Linked DNA regions of Homo sapiens: region 2 is linked to region 1. The links are chromatin contacts, found by Hi-C in ENCODE. All regions are on one chromosome and are shown on one strand. The core of a region is the stretch at or near the end of the contact, and the rest is flanking DNA. Distances in the headings are between cores, read along the strand shown. Region 1 holds the start of COMMD8 (COMM domain containing 8). Region 2 holds the start of CNGA1 (cyclic nucleotide gated channel subunit alpha 1).

Region 1 (6,381 bases), core at 427-2,926:
CCATCCAAATTCAAGAGTAAAGATCAAATTCTTCTTAGTACTCAGTGTTGCTTGAAAGATGAGTTAGGACCTAATTCTCTGTCCTCTGACTAAACCTTGGGCCCTGTTAGGTGTGTCATTTTACCTTATTTAGTCATGTTACGTGGCCTTAGGTAAGCCATATCATTTCAGTTCCTCAGCAGGGGTAGTCAAGCATGCAAACTGAGATCACCGTTTCTGGCCTCAGACCAGTGATTTTGTAACTACTATCTATGTGACCTTACAAAATATATTACTTCAAGTTCATTTCCTCATCTGTAATACCCACTGTACAAGGCTGTAGCAGGAATTAGTAAGATAAAAATATATGAAGGGTTTGACATATAGTAGATGCTTGAAAGTACTTTTCTCCCAATTATTATAATACATAAAATTTAAGTTTTTTTCTCAAAATAGACCTTACCCATCATTAGATTTACAGAAAGACTCAGGTGAAGTAGTTTTCCAGACTTCTCATTTTAACTATTACTAGGGGAGCTCCTATTCACAAAGTATCTTAAGACAATTACATTTAAGATAGGGCAATGAGTGTTGTGCATCTATCTGCATTAAGAACTAGAAAGTGGTAAATAAGTGAGGGACAGCTAAAATATCATGAAAACTCACGGGAGAAAGAAATTGACTTCACCTTTTAGAGTTGAGGCACACAGAGAAAGGACGTAGGAGGTAAACCTAGAATGCTGCTAATGAGTAGTTTTTCTCTGCGTAGCCCATAGATTGAATACTTTCTCTTCTGCTTCACCATTTTGCACCACTTTTATTATTAAATTTATAAATTAGATTGTAATTCCTGTTTCTGGTCTACTAGTTATTATTATCCGCTTTTGCAGGACATGCTCATTTTACCACCACTGAATTCTTCAGCACCTGATTAAAGTAACAGCTGTAATAAGAAATAACAGAAAGGATATTTGGACTTTGAGCTTAGTCCAACATTAATAGCATGGCTCTTGAGTCTGATTGATTTTGTTTAACTTCAGACTGGGCCTCTTACTTAGGTCAGTGATTTTTAGCGTTGCCAGATAAAATACAGGACACCAGTTAAATTTGAATTTCAGATGGACAAATAATTTTCAGTATAAATATATCCCATACAATATTTAGGGGATACTTACAACAAAATATTATTGTTTATCTGAAATTTCACATTTAACTGGACGCTTGGTATTTTCATTTGCTAAATCTGACAACCTTAGTGACTTCTCTAATCATGTTTGCTTTCTGCAAATAGGGCTGAAAATAGTACCTTCTCCCTAGGATGATCTATATACAGAACGTTGCTCATGGCAAAACCTTAATTTACCTTGCAAATCAGGATACTTTAGTAGAGACTTCTGTTAAAACTCTGGGACAATGACCATGCCCAGGCACCCAAAAAGATGGTTACCTTTATTCGACGGTTTTCTAAAGAGCACAGAGAAAGTTCAATAGAACCCTAAACAAAGGTACAAACTGCGTTGAAAGATACGTAAATGTGCCTTTAATAGCACAAGGGTATCTTAGCCACATCACTGCAAACTGCAGTCTCCCTGGTTACGGGGAAAGCGGTAGTTCGGTCTCTGCGCAAGCGCACAGGGACTTCTTGGGTCCACGCCCCTCCCCGCCGGCGAGAGTCACGTGGGCGAGTCGTAGCTTTAGACAAGCGGCCAGCCTTGACACGTGACCCAAGCCCCAGCTTCGCGCAGGGATGGAGCCGGAAGAGGGGACGCCCTTGTGGCGGCTGCAGAAGCTGCCGGCCGAGCTGGGCCCGCAGGTGAGGGCGGGTACCGGGGGAAGCGGCGCGGGGCCTGGGATTCGCGACAGCCCGGCGTGCGGATCAGGCCGGGTGCGACCCGGACGCCTTCGCAAGCTCCCTAGGGAAGGGAGGAGGAAGGGGCGTGATTTCGGGTGGTTGGTCCCCGCCTTCCCTGGGGAGCCTAGGAGGACAGCTTGGGGCGCCACCCCCAGCCTAGAGGTGCAGCTCCAGGGGCTTTGCGCGCAGAAGCGCCCACACCAGACTGGGCTTTGAAAGCTTAAGTCGGTGTTTGCTGCCTCTTAGTATACGTTTTCTTAATTCATTCAACACATAACCTCCCAAAGGCTCCCTACCTACCGGACAGCAGGTACAGAGCTAGGTGCTGGAATACAATGTGACAAAGACCGAAGCGGACCCTGCCTCCCCCCTTGAGGGTGGTTGGTAGGAAGAGAAATAACTGGGCGAGTTACTTTAGTTAGGATCGTCCCAAGAGGTGATGTACCCATTGACTTCCAGTCTGTAAAAGAACCTGGCTTGTAAGAATCTGGAAAAAGCAACCACATTCATTTGTTCAGCCAGTTTTTCATTGAAGTCTACCATAGATTGAGCGCCCCGATGGGATGAGGTAAATGGTGAGTGAGACACAGCCTGTGCCCTGGTGGAGCATCTTTTTTATAAGTCTCAATTTTGGCTTCCTGTTTCCTCTATTCCATTTATACTGGAGAAAGTGTGGAGGAGACAGAAAGGAATGAACTTACCTCCTGCCAGGGTCAAGAAAAAAAAACACCTAATTCTTTTCTTTGTTTTTGCAAGTGAGGAACCTGAAATGTCAGCAGAAATTTTGGCTAACTTGCCCAGGATTGCCCATCCAGTTAGTGGCAGAGCTGGAACTTATGCTCAGATCTGTTGATTCTGAGTGTTTTATTGGCTTTTGGCTCTCCTTGTCTTCACTCTACCCATTTAGATAAGGCCCATAACCTTTATTACCATATATGTCGATGACTTCTAAATCTTTAGGTCCAGCCAAAAATTTCTTCCTCTATGGTTCAAGAATGCCAGGTAAAAAACAAAACAAAACCCCAAAAACCCCAAACCAAAATCTCTTCCCTGAGTGTCAGGCTTCTGCCACAGGTACCTCAAATTCAGTATGCCCTTGCCTCAGCTCTTCTTTCCCCCTGGACCTACTCCTCCCGTAGCCTCATTTTCGGTTTGTGGCACCACCACTTTCACCCAGCCCCTCTCAACCTGACGTTCTAGGTTTCATCCATGGCCCCCCCTTTTCACATCTCTTCTACCTCTTTACTGCCTCCATTTTGAGTGTCCTCAACAATTTAAGCCCCTTAATCTTTAACTCCTTAACTGAAAATTGAGGCATCTGGGCTCACCCTCTCTCTTACATCTTCCAACCTGTTAGCAAATATATGGAAAAATAATGCAAATGTGTGAATAGGTTGCTTCCCGGTTGAGCACAGATTGAAGTCTAGGCTCTTTTACTTTGTACACAAGGCCCTTTTTGATTTGGCTCCACCCACCTCTCCAGCCTTGTCTCCTGTCACCCCCTAGGCACCCCCCAAAATAACTTGCTTGTGTCTAGAAATGCACTTCTTCTCTCCTGTTTTGCTTGGCCAACTACTCATCCTTTTAAGATGGACTTTTCCTTGCTTCCTCTCTGTGCTCCTTCGTACCTTGTATATATTTTTATTATGGCCCCATCATTCTAAATTACATGTATTTGTATGTTTGCCTTTTTCGAATGGACTAAAGCTCTGTTATGGTAGGGCCTTATTTATTCTCAGTTTCCTCATTTGTAAAATAGAAATAATAACAATGGTTACTTCAGAGTTGTAGTGAGGATCAGTCCAGAGTGTGGTACCTAGTTAGGGATCCATAACGGTAGCTATTATAGTTTCTTTGCCATTAAATAAAGTCATTTCCATGACCTTTGTCATTAAATAAGGTCATTTCCATGACTTTATTTAATAACTGGGATGAAGTGTTCATTACATATTTGTGAATGAATAACAAACATATTCCAAAAAAGATAATGCTTTTATTTTTCAGTTTGAGTTCTGGGTTTTTTTTTTAGCATGGGGACAGTATAGGATAAGGTGTAGAGAATTTTGAATGGATTCAAAATTGAGTATGTTGATTTATGGTAAATAAAAATTCAGTTTGTATAGTATATTAGCCACCATTTGGAAGCAGTTGCTTGTGTTCTGGCATGTGTGGTGTTAGAGGGAAGGAGTTATTAGTTAAAATGGGGTGGAATATGATTATTTCCAAGTTATTTGGTTCAAATACTCCTCTTGTAAGATACAAATAACTTCAAGAAAGATAACCTTATTAAATGTTAAGTGCTTAGAATAGTACTGGCATTGTGTTATCTCAGTTAATAGATGCTGAAGGCATGAATTGGAGGAGGAGGACTAGTGATAATAATTAGAATGGTAACGAGGGCTAGCAATGTCTACATGTCTTTGTACATGCCAGGAAGATGCCAAGTGATTTGCACGTATTCTTATTCCATCCTTACAGCAAGATTAAGAGAATAGATGATATCCTCATTTAACACTTGAGGAAGCAGACTCAGAACATTTAAATAAAACTTGAAAATACTGAAACTGGGATTGGAACTGGATAGTTTTATTCCAAAATCCGTAGTCTTAATCACTATGCTCAGTTATACATGTGTTAGGCTTTCTGTTGCTGATATTAAGATACTAATAGGATAGAAAGGAAAGTAAAAAAAGGAAAAAAGTACTGGAGACTTTCTGGGAATACAGCAAAAGTAACTGCTGAGCTGGGTGCGGTGGTGCTCGTCTGCAGTCCTAACTACTTGGGAGGCTGAGATGGGAAAATTGCTTGAGTTCAGGAGTTCAAGGCCAGCCTGGGCAACATAGTGAGACCCTCAAAAGAAAAAAAAGTATGTTGTGAAAATGGAGGCAAAGCAAAATGAAGCTTATAGGCCTACAGTAAGAGACTTTGATATAAGTCCTATCCTTTTGTTTGGTCGTTGCTATAAATATGGAATCTTTTATATGTATCTTCCTTTTAGTTTTTTCATTATGTAATTTTTATAACAAAATTATTTTAGCTTCTGAAGGTCAACATAATAATAGAAAGTCTAGGATTTTTATGAGTTCTAATTTTTAATTAGAATAATCTTAAAAGTGGTTTATACATTTTAACTTAAGCTGGTCTTGCAGATAACATGAACATCTCCCAACATTTGTTTGTTAAGAGGAAGATAAATTTGTTTCATCATTTTACTTATAAGTACATTTATTTCCTTTTTTCTTGCTAGCTTCTTCACAAAATAATTGATGGCATTTGTGGTCGAGCTTATCCTGTGTACCAAGATTATCACACTGTTTGGGAATCAGAAGAATGGATGCACGTTTTAGAAGATATTGCCAAATTTTTCAAAGCCATAGTTGGTAAAAACTTACCTGATGAAGAGGTAACTTCTCTGCACATTTCTATAACTTACAATAAATAATGCTCAGGTTTCTCTCTGAGTTTTTTAGAGCAATGTATAATACAAGGGCTATCATCAGTAACAACAAATACCTTATAATTGTGAATGGAAAAATCTGTGGAAGTCCTAGGTTTTTGCAGTTTTGTTTTTGGTTGTTTTTACTCTTTTGTGAAACATTTAAAACATACAGAAGAAAACAAGAAATTATATAACTGACACCTACATTCACATTACCAGTTAAACAGGTGTTAACATTTTGCAATGTGTGTGTTTGTTTCAGAAATAAAGCATTACAAAGATAACCTAAATTCCCTTATCCCCCTCCTGGATATCCCACTCTTACCTAGAGATCACCACTCTTGAAGGTGGTGTTCATGTTTTGTATTATATATTGTGTGTATGTTTGAATCTTTTAGTGTATTGAAATTATTTGGGGTGTGTCAGTGTATAACTTGTAATAAAATGTAACATTTGTCTGCACTTGTAAATTGTTTTAAATGCAGCATTGTGTTTTACATTGATAAACATGGATCTAGTTAGTGTATTTTAACTCCTTGTAGTATTTGATGATAGGAATTAAATAGGATTTATTTATCTCCCTACTGACTAATGAATAGTCATTGCTTCTTTCATTATTACAAGTAGTGCTGCTATAAATGTTCTTTACATGTCTCCTTGTTCACACTCACACCAGCTTTTCTGGGGTAGATATCTTGAAGTGAAATTGCATGGTCATAGGATATCCTTCTTCCACTGAATTGCTTTTGCATCTTTGTCAAAAATCATTTGAGCTTGTGTAGGTTGCTCACTTTTCTAAAAATCAAGTTATGTATGTTTGTCATTGATTTGGTTGATATTCTGGATATAAGCTCATTGTTAGAAATATGTATTTTAAATATCTTCTATTATGTGCTTGCCTTTTTACTCTCTTAATGGTATCTTTTGGTGAAACAAGTTATGAAATTTAACAGATCTACTTTGTCAATATTTCTTTTGCTGGCTAATACTATTAATGTTTTGTTTCAGAAATATTTGTGCTGAAGACATGAAGATTCTTGGATGTATTCTTGTAGAAGCTTGATTGTTTTAGCTTTCACATTATGTTACTGATGCATTTTGAATTAATATT
Region 2 (7,107 bases), core at 2,776-5,275, 550 kb before region 1:
CAGCAGAAGTGATATGAAGCTAGATTTCAAAGATGCTTATGTGGTTGGGTTTACTCATTTGCATCTCTGTAATTCCCTGAGGAGCTGCTGTCCCTTCAGCCTCTGCACCCAAATGAAGACACATGGAGCAGATCTGAGCTCATCCCACATGAAGGAGCCAAACCCAGGTGGACATTAGCCTGAAGCAGAGACATATAGGTGAGCCCCATCTAGATCAGTCAACCTTCAGCTGACCTAGAAACCTAAGCAAGAATATGTGATATACCTGCCTATTCATATTAGCATGGGAATGACTGAATGAAATCTCTTTATATCTGTTACAATTTATTCTCCAAACGCTAACCAGTGGGAAGTAGGTTATATCACTCCCTGGCTTAATACTCCCTGTCCCCTGTCATGGTTTTTCATCTCAACTTACAACAAAATCTCAACTCCTCACTAACTTTGAACTTTAAAGCTTCTCATGCTCTGAAACTGGCTCGTCTCTGACATCATATTGCATTACTCTCCCTCTCACCCCTCTCTGAAACACTAATCTTCTTTTCCTTCATTCAACAAATATGTATGGTGTACTACCTGTTGGGCATTTTCTAGAATCTGGAGATAGAAAAATGAATACAACAATGGTCCCGCTCTCTTATATTCCAGTGGGGGCAGATAGGATTAACAAACAAATAACTATACGTATGTTAAGAGTGCCATAGCAAGTAGTAAAAGCAGCATCAAGGAATATATTTTTTAAAACAGGATTAAACAAAAGAGCCTCTCTGCTAAGTCTAAAAGCAGAAACCCTGAGGGGTTGAAGAAACTGCAGTCAGCCAGGTTGCCTGGGGTGACAGAAAGGGAGATGGTATGAGATGTGGCTAAAGAGTAGGTGGGAGAAGGATCAGGTGAAATGAACCTTTAGACAAGTAGGTCTGATCTTGTCATTCCTCCTTCCAAAACTCCACAAGGGCTTCCCTTCTCATTCCGAAAAAAATCCAAAATTCCCACTATAGCCTATAAGGCCCTGTGGAATCCTGTCTCCAGCTGCCTAACCTCATTCCCTACTATTGCCTTTTCTTCTGTTCCTTTCATAGAATAAGTTCCTTCTCACCTTAAGCTTTTTAAAAAGCAGCTGTTCCTGAGCCTGTTACAGAGTGCTGGCTGGCATAGCTAGCTTCTTCTGAGTGAGAGGACTAAGCAACTCAGAGAGGCCTTTCCTGCCTTCCCAATCTAAAGGAACCTCTCAGTCACTTTCCATCATATGTTCCCAATCAAATAGACTTCCTCATATGGCTTAATTACAGCTTTATAACAACCTTCATACATATTTGCATTTGTTTCTTTTAAAGATAATTTTGGATTAGAGACTCTTTTGAAGCATCTATAGCTTTAAAAGTCAAAACCAATGTGGGGTGGGGGATGGCTCATGCCTGTAAACCCAGCACTTTGGGATGCCAAGGTAGGAGTATCACTTGAAGTCAGGAGTTCAAGACCAGCCTGGTCAACACAGTGAAACCCGTATTAAAAATACAAAAATTAGCTGGGCATGGTGGCATGTGCCTGTATTCCCAGCTACTTGAGAGGCTGAGGCAGGAGAATTGCTTGAACCCAGGTGGAAGTTGCAGTGAGCTGAAATTGCACCACTGCATGCCATCCTGGGTGACGGAGTGGCACTCCGCCTCAAAAAAACAAAAAAAAGTCAAAACCAAAGTATGAAATTAACTTTTTCTTCATGGAAGTTCAACTGGAATGTTCTATCTTCAGATCTCATGACTGACCCCTTGTCATTTGGGTCTCAGCTTGAATATCACTTTCGTAAGGGGCTTTCATTGAATACCCAATCTAAACATCCCAACACTCTTGATACATTACTGCTATTATAATGATCTTTTAAATTACTTTGTTTCTTGCATAGTAGCTGCCATCTGAACAGTAAGGTGCCTGAGAGCAGGAACCTAGTCCTAGAGTCTGGGACCAGACTGTCTTGCAGATCCCTCTATCCCAGCACCTATGCCAGTGCTTGGCACATGGGACTCTTGTTATTTGAATGAACAAGTGAAAAATTGAGTCTTTGTTTACTCCATGTCAAGCTCTGAGTGGTGTAGTTCATATGTAATCCCACCTGCACCTACTCTTCAGAACTGTAAACTGGAGGGATGACCCCCAATTTATAGACAGGAAAATGCTCAAGGAAGCTAAGTTACAGCTCAGACTGTCTGATGCCAAAGCCTAATCTCTTCCCACTACTAATAACGTGCATTCAGATTTCTAAGTCTTTCTCACCAGCTTTTCACACAATTAATTACCATGGTTAATCACAGGTATTAAGCCTGGAGCTTAAATGTTTCTTGTTGGAACTCAATGCATAAGCAAAGCAGGAAAAACATCCAGAAGCTCAAACAAGTGGGTGTAATTCATATACCTTCCTTACTTACAGATCCTTGGGTAAACAAGTGTGGGTGTGTTAGTAACTGTCAGATTTGCTGGGTTAGAAATTATTTAGAAAAAGGGCACACAACCTGACTCTCTAGGAAATAATTCTAGATTCAGCTGCCTTAAAATTTTTGTTTTTTAATAGTTTGTGAGTTGTTCAGGCGTTATTGCTCTTTTTCAGAAAAAAAGACTAGAAAATAATTCTAGATCCAGCGGCCTTAAAAAATTTTTTTTAATAGCTTGTGAATTGTTCAGGCATTTTTCTCCTTTTTTTGGTGTCCCTTCTCTTCCTTGCTAGCATGGTTTGGACGAGCTCACTTGTTAAAAAGGAATAAGCTGGAAGAGTCAAGAGGAGAGGAAACTAGGGAAGTTGCGAGCACCTTTGCAAAGGTGTATATGTATATACATATATATATATATATATGTGTAAGGGAACTATATATATATGTGTATATATATAGTAGTTCTTACCATGCCTTTCACTGCCTCCCTTCCCCTTTACTGCATTATCAGGTAAATTAAAAAGCTGCTTTCCCCTTGGTACGGCGAAAACCATCATTTCAATGTATCTACATCCTTCCAGTCGCTCCCCCTACCCCCTTCCCTACTTTTATCGGGGCCTTCTGTATGGAGACTGCAGAAAACCCGCCAGTGTTGCGAACACTTGGCGAAGGGCAAGGAGCCTCGCCCAGAGATTTCACGGGGCTCAGGTGAGAAGCAGTAAGAAGAGCCTGCAAACGAGTGCTCCCGGTTCCAGGTTTCCTCTCCAGTACGGCTCTCGCCTTAAGCAGCCAGAGTGACTGCACAGCGAGTCAGACAGGCTCATGGGTTTGGAGACCTTTTCATTTCCAAGGAAGAGGAGAGACGTGGGCGGCCCAGACTTGCCCAACGCCCACCCCCGCGGCCCCGGGCGCCCAACCTCTCGCGGTGCTCGATCCCCGGGAGCCAGCGCAGGGCGCAGCGCAGAACTCCCACGGGCCCCCCAGGCAGACACGCCCTCTGCCCACCGGGTGACGTCGGCCGCAGACTCTGGAAGGGAGCCTGAGTCAGAGGAAACGTCCTTCTCAGAGGGACTCGGGATTCTTCCCATAGCATCCTGAGTTTCCCCGTCCCACACGCAGCACGCGGTAATTTACACTGGTCGGCCTCGCGAATCGAGTGGGAGTCCCACCTGCCTTATTCCACTCAGGTTTTCCAGCACAGCCCGAATCGCCTAGGCACCCATAAATAAGTGTTGAACGCCTGGCTGGACGGCCGACTGACTGAATGAATGAATGAGTGAACGACTACGTTTAGAGTCGGTACAGCCCCCCTTTCCAGTCTCCGCAAGTGTCCGGGGACCGCCCACCCGGTCTCTTCGCCACCCAGCTGCCAGGTCCCTCGGCTCAGGGCAGACACAAACCTTCTCGGCAGGGCTCTCCGGGCGGCAGCCTCACCTGTGCCCCCATGGCCCCGGGAGCGGGCTTCCGGAACGCGGGCGCTTGCTCCTCACCTGGGCCTCTCCACACGCACCCGCGGCGGGCGGGGCTGCGGGGTCTGGGAATGGGGCGCCCTGACCCCGCCCCCGGGGCAGCCTCCGCCAATGGGCATGGCCAGGCGGGGCCTCAGCGCCAGCCGAGCCCTGCTGCCCGGGGCTTGTTGCGAATTCTCAGGGCCCCCGCAGGCCTGGGAGCGGCCTGTGATAACTGGTGTATCTGGCAGGAGTAGCAGCTGCCCCTTGGCGCGACTGCTGGAGCCGCGAACTAGAGAAACACAGACACGCCTCATAGAGCAACAGCGTCTCTCGGAGCGTGGAGCCCGCCAAGGTAACTCCGGGAATTGAGTGGAGTGGAGGCTGCACTGAGGCCCCCTTCTGGCTCCTCTCTGGTCGAAAAGGCTCCCCCGCTAGAGAGAGCCCTGCTGCTTTTGGAAGCCTTCAGGTGTTAGTTGCTTTGCACCGAAGCTGCTGACTGCTGGGGTTCTGCGCCGATTGCCAGGCTCAAGTTTATTTTGGGGGCTGCTGAGCAGACTTTGCCCTTCTGTGCTGTTATCAGCTTCTGTCGCTGTCCGTCCACGCCCGCTATATCCATCCACTCTCCGTTCTGTCTCCAGCAGGCAACTCCCCCTACCCTGCCCCATTTTCTGGGTCATAGGGGTATTTGAAATAAACCTTTAAGGGAAAAGCAATGCCAAAACTGGAAAGACTTATTTCCACGAATTATTAATAACTAATGTTTATGATATCCTTGTTATACCATACATATGCAGGCACATTATGTATTAATTAAATCTCACAGCAGTCTATTAACGCTCAGTTTACAGATGAGGGATTAGAGGCAAAGAGTGAGGTTAAGTAACCAAACCAAGGTTGGAAGACCTGATAGCAGGTATTTACAAAACAAGGAGTGGGCAGGGCTGGCGGGTGGCTCACCCCTGTAATCACAGCACTTTGGGAGGTTGAGGCGAGTGGCTCTCTTGAGTCCACAAGTTCGAGACTAGCCTGGGCATCATGGTGAAACCCTGTCTCTACAAAAATTAGCCAGATGTGGTGGTGTACTCCTGTAGTCTCAGCTACTCAGGAGGCTGAGGTGGGAGGACGGATGACTTGAGCCCAGGAGGTGGAGGCTACAGTGAGACATGATCGAACCACTGCACTCTAGTCCAGGCAACAGAGTGAGACCCTGTCTCAAGAAAAAAAAAGGTGAGGGGTGGGGTAGTGAACAATTCGGGCTCAAACCCTCACCAGGGAGAACTGGGGTGCCTTTGTGCTCTGGCATTTTAACACTGAGGAAAATATTCTCATGTACTCAGGTAGCCTTTGTTCTAAGTAGGCATGAACAGTGCTATTAATTTTATTACCTAAGAGTTTCATAGCAGAGGCCTCAATCTTGTTTTTCTTGTTCTTAGGCGGATGAGAGAAGAGCTAAGAACAAATTAGTCAACATACCAGTCCAAGGCACCCACTTTTATAATACATATGGATGACTTTGCAGAGAAGGAACACCACGGAGAGTGGAATAGGTGAAAGTTGAAAGCGAGGGAGATTTATGCCAATTTTCCATAACAAGCCTTAAAACTTAGACTTCTTTTTGTTTGCTTGTTTGTTTGTTTGGCTTGGTTTGGTTTTTTTTGAGACGGAGTCTCGCTCTGTCGCCCAGGCTGGAGTGCAGTGGCGCGATCTCGGCTCACTGCAAGCTCCGCCTCCTGGGTTCACGCCATTCTCCTGCCTCAGCCTCCCGAGTAGCTGGGACTACAGGCGCCCCCCACCACGCCCGGCTAATTTTTTGTATTTTTTTTTTTAGTAGAGATGGGGTTTCACCGTGTTAACCAGCATGCTCTCAATCTCCTGACCTCGTGATCCGCCTACCTCGGCCTCCCAAAGGGCTGGGATTACAGGCGTGAGCCACCTAGCCCGGCCCAAAACTTAGACTTCTATTTAAACGTTTTCTTTGGATTTCCAACTTAAAATTTTGTCTTTATCAAAAATTAGTAATGATGGTAAACGTGATCTATGGTGCTTATTTTTTATTTAACAAACACTTGGATAGCATTTACTATGTGGCAAGCACTATTCTAATCTCTTTGTAAATATTTGCTTTATAAATCTTCATGAAAATCCTGTAAGGTAGATACTACTACCCCCACTTTACAGCTGAGGAAATGGAGGCACACAAAGATTGAGTAACTGGCCTATGCACACATAACCAGTAAGTGTGGAACCAAGATGCTAACCAAGAAAGCTGGGCTTCAAGTATGTGCTCTTAACCCATTTGGTAATTGGACATTAAAAAACAAAACAGACTTTAAAAAATGTATCTTTATTGAATTTCAGTTGCATATTAAGGTCTACTTTAGGTAAGAGGCATTTTGTTGTAGTTCTTGCTTTTCAATTCTGAAAATAAAGAGAAAAAATTCAGAAAAAAAATATTTAAACTCATTTAAGACCACTGCTTTTCCAGTTTAAATGTTGCCTAGCAGAAATTTATAATATGTATTTTCCTTCATTGATAATTTCTAGATGACTTTGGGGAATACCGTTATAGTACCACACACTGTCTTTAATGACATAAAGTTGGGGGATATTTATTCCCCCGCAAAATCATGTTGTTTGTTTAACTAAAAGAAGAGCATTAAAAAAATCTCCAACTAGCCCATTCTTTGATTCTAGGAAAATTACTCTTCTGACTCAAAAATTAGAATGCGATAATAACTGAGACCCTCTAAAATGCCAACTTCTGTTTTATTGGTCTTTGTGCTAGGACACTTAGACCCAGGGGTGATGGTCAAAATAAATAATGATTAGTAGAGCCTTAGGGCCTCAAGGGACAAGGCCACAGGTCTTTCGAGCTTGGGGAGGTCTGGGAGGGTTCCTGGTGTGTCAAGGTTAACCCCTGAGTTGCTACATTGTAGGGAGGTCTGTGGTTTCTGGGGCAAGGAATAAGATGACTAGACAAGAGGGGTGGTAGCTGGGGAGTAGAAACCACCTTTGCAAAAATTATATCACTGAGAAAATTTTAACAGTAAGCTGAGTAATTCATCCTCCATCTTGCCTTTCCCTTAATTATTCCTGGGTTATTGAGTTGTGAAAGAAAATCAATAGTGGAGCCCCCAAATCACTAAGCTAAAGGGAAAAGTGAAGCTTGGAACTGCTTAGGGCCAACCTGCCTCCCATTCTATTCAAACTCACACCTCTGCTCACTGACATATCTG

The links. Hi-C counts contacts between places; a loop is a spot of excess contacts on that map. Pooled maps may share reads with other maps.
Region 2: a map of CD8-positive, alpha-beta T cell shows a loop between it and region 1 (4-fold over the local background). The contact joins the promoter of CNGA1 here to the promoter of COMMD8 in region 1. A Hi-C loop is called at or near these places in 2 of 168 maps with a recorded cell type or tissue (CD4-positive, alpha-beta T cell and CD8-positive, alpha-beta T cell), 1 of 37 single-sample maps with no recorded cell type and 8 of 50 pooled maps.

The regions. Positions count from the first base shown.
Region 1 is chr4:47,458,997-47,465,377 of GRCh38, reverse strand. COMMD8 (COMM domain containing 8) reads left to right here and starts at 1,676. Exons shown (of 5, transcript NM_017845.5): 1 at 1,676-1,792; 2 at 5,079-5,234. The coding sequence starts at 1,727. LOC107986277 (a long non-coding RNA gene) reads right to left here and starts at 1,495. Exons shown (of 3, transcript XR_001741683.3): 1 at 1,427-1,495. RefSeq lists an enhancer at 1-37 and a silencer at 1,686-1,945.
Region 2 is chr4:48,013,599-48,020,705 of GRCh38, reverse strand. It overlaps CNGA1 (cyclic nucleotide gated channel subunit alpha 1), which reads left to right and starts at 4,025. Exons shown (of 11, transcript NM_001379270.1): 1 at 4,025-4,223. It overlaps NIPAL1 (NIPA like domain containing 1), which reads right to left and starts at 3,934. Exons shown (of 6, transcript NM_207330.3): 1 at 3,821-3,934. The coding sequence starts at 3,866. RefSeq lists silencers at 3,299-3,458, 3,749-4,078 and an enhancer at 3,843-4,344.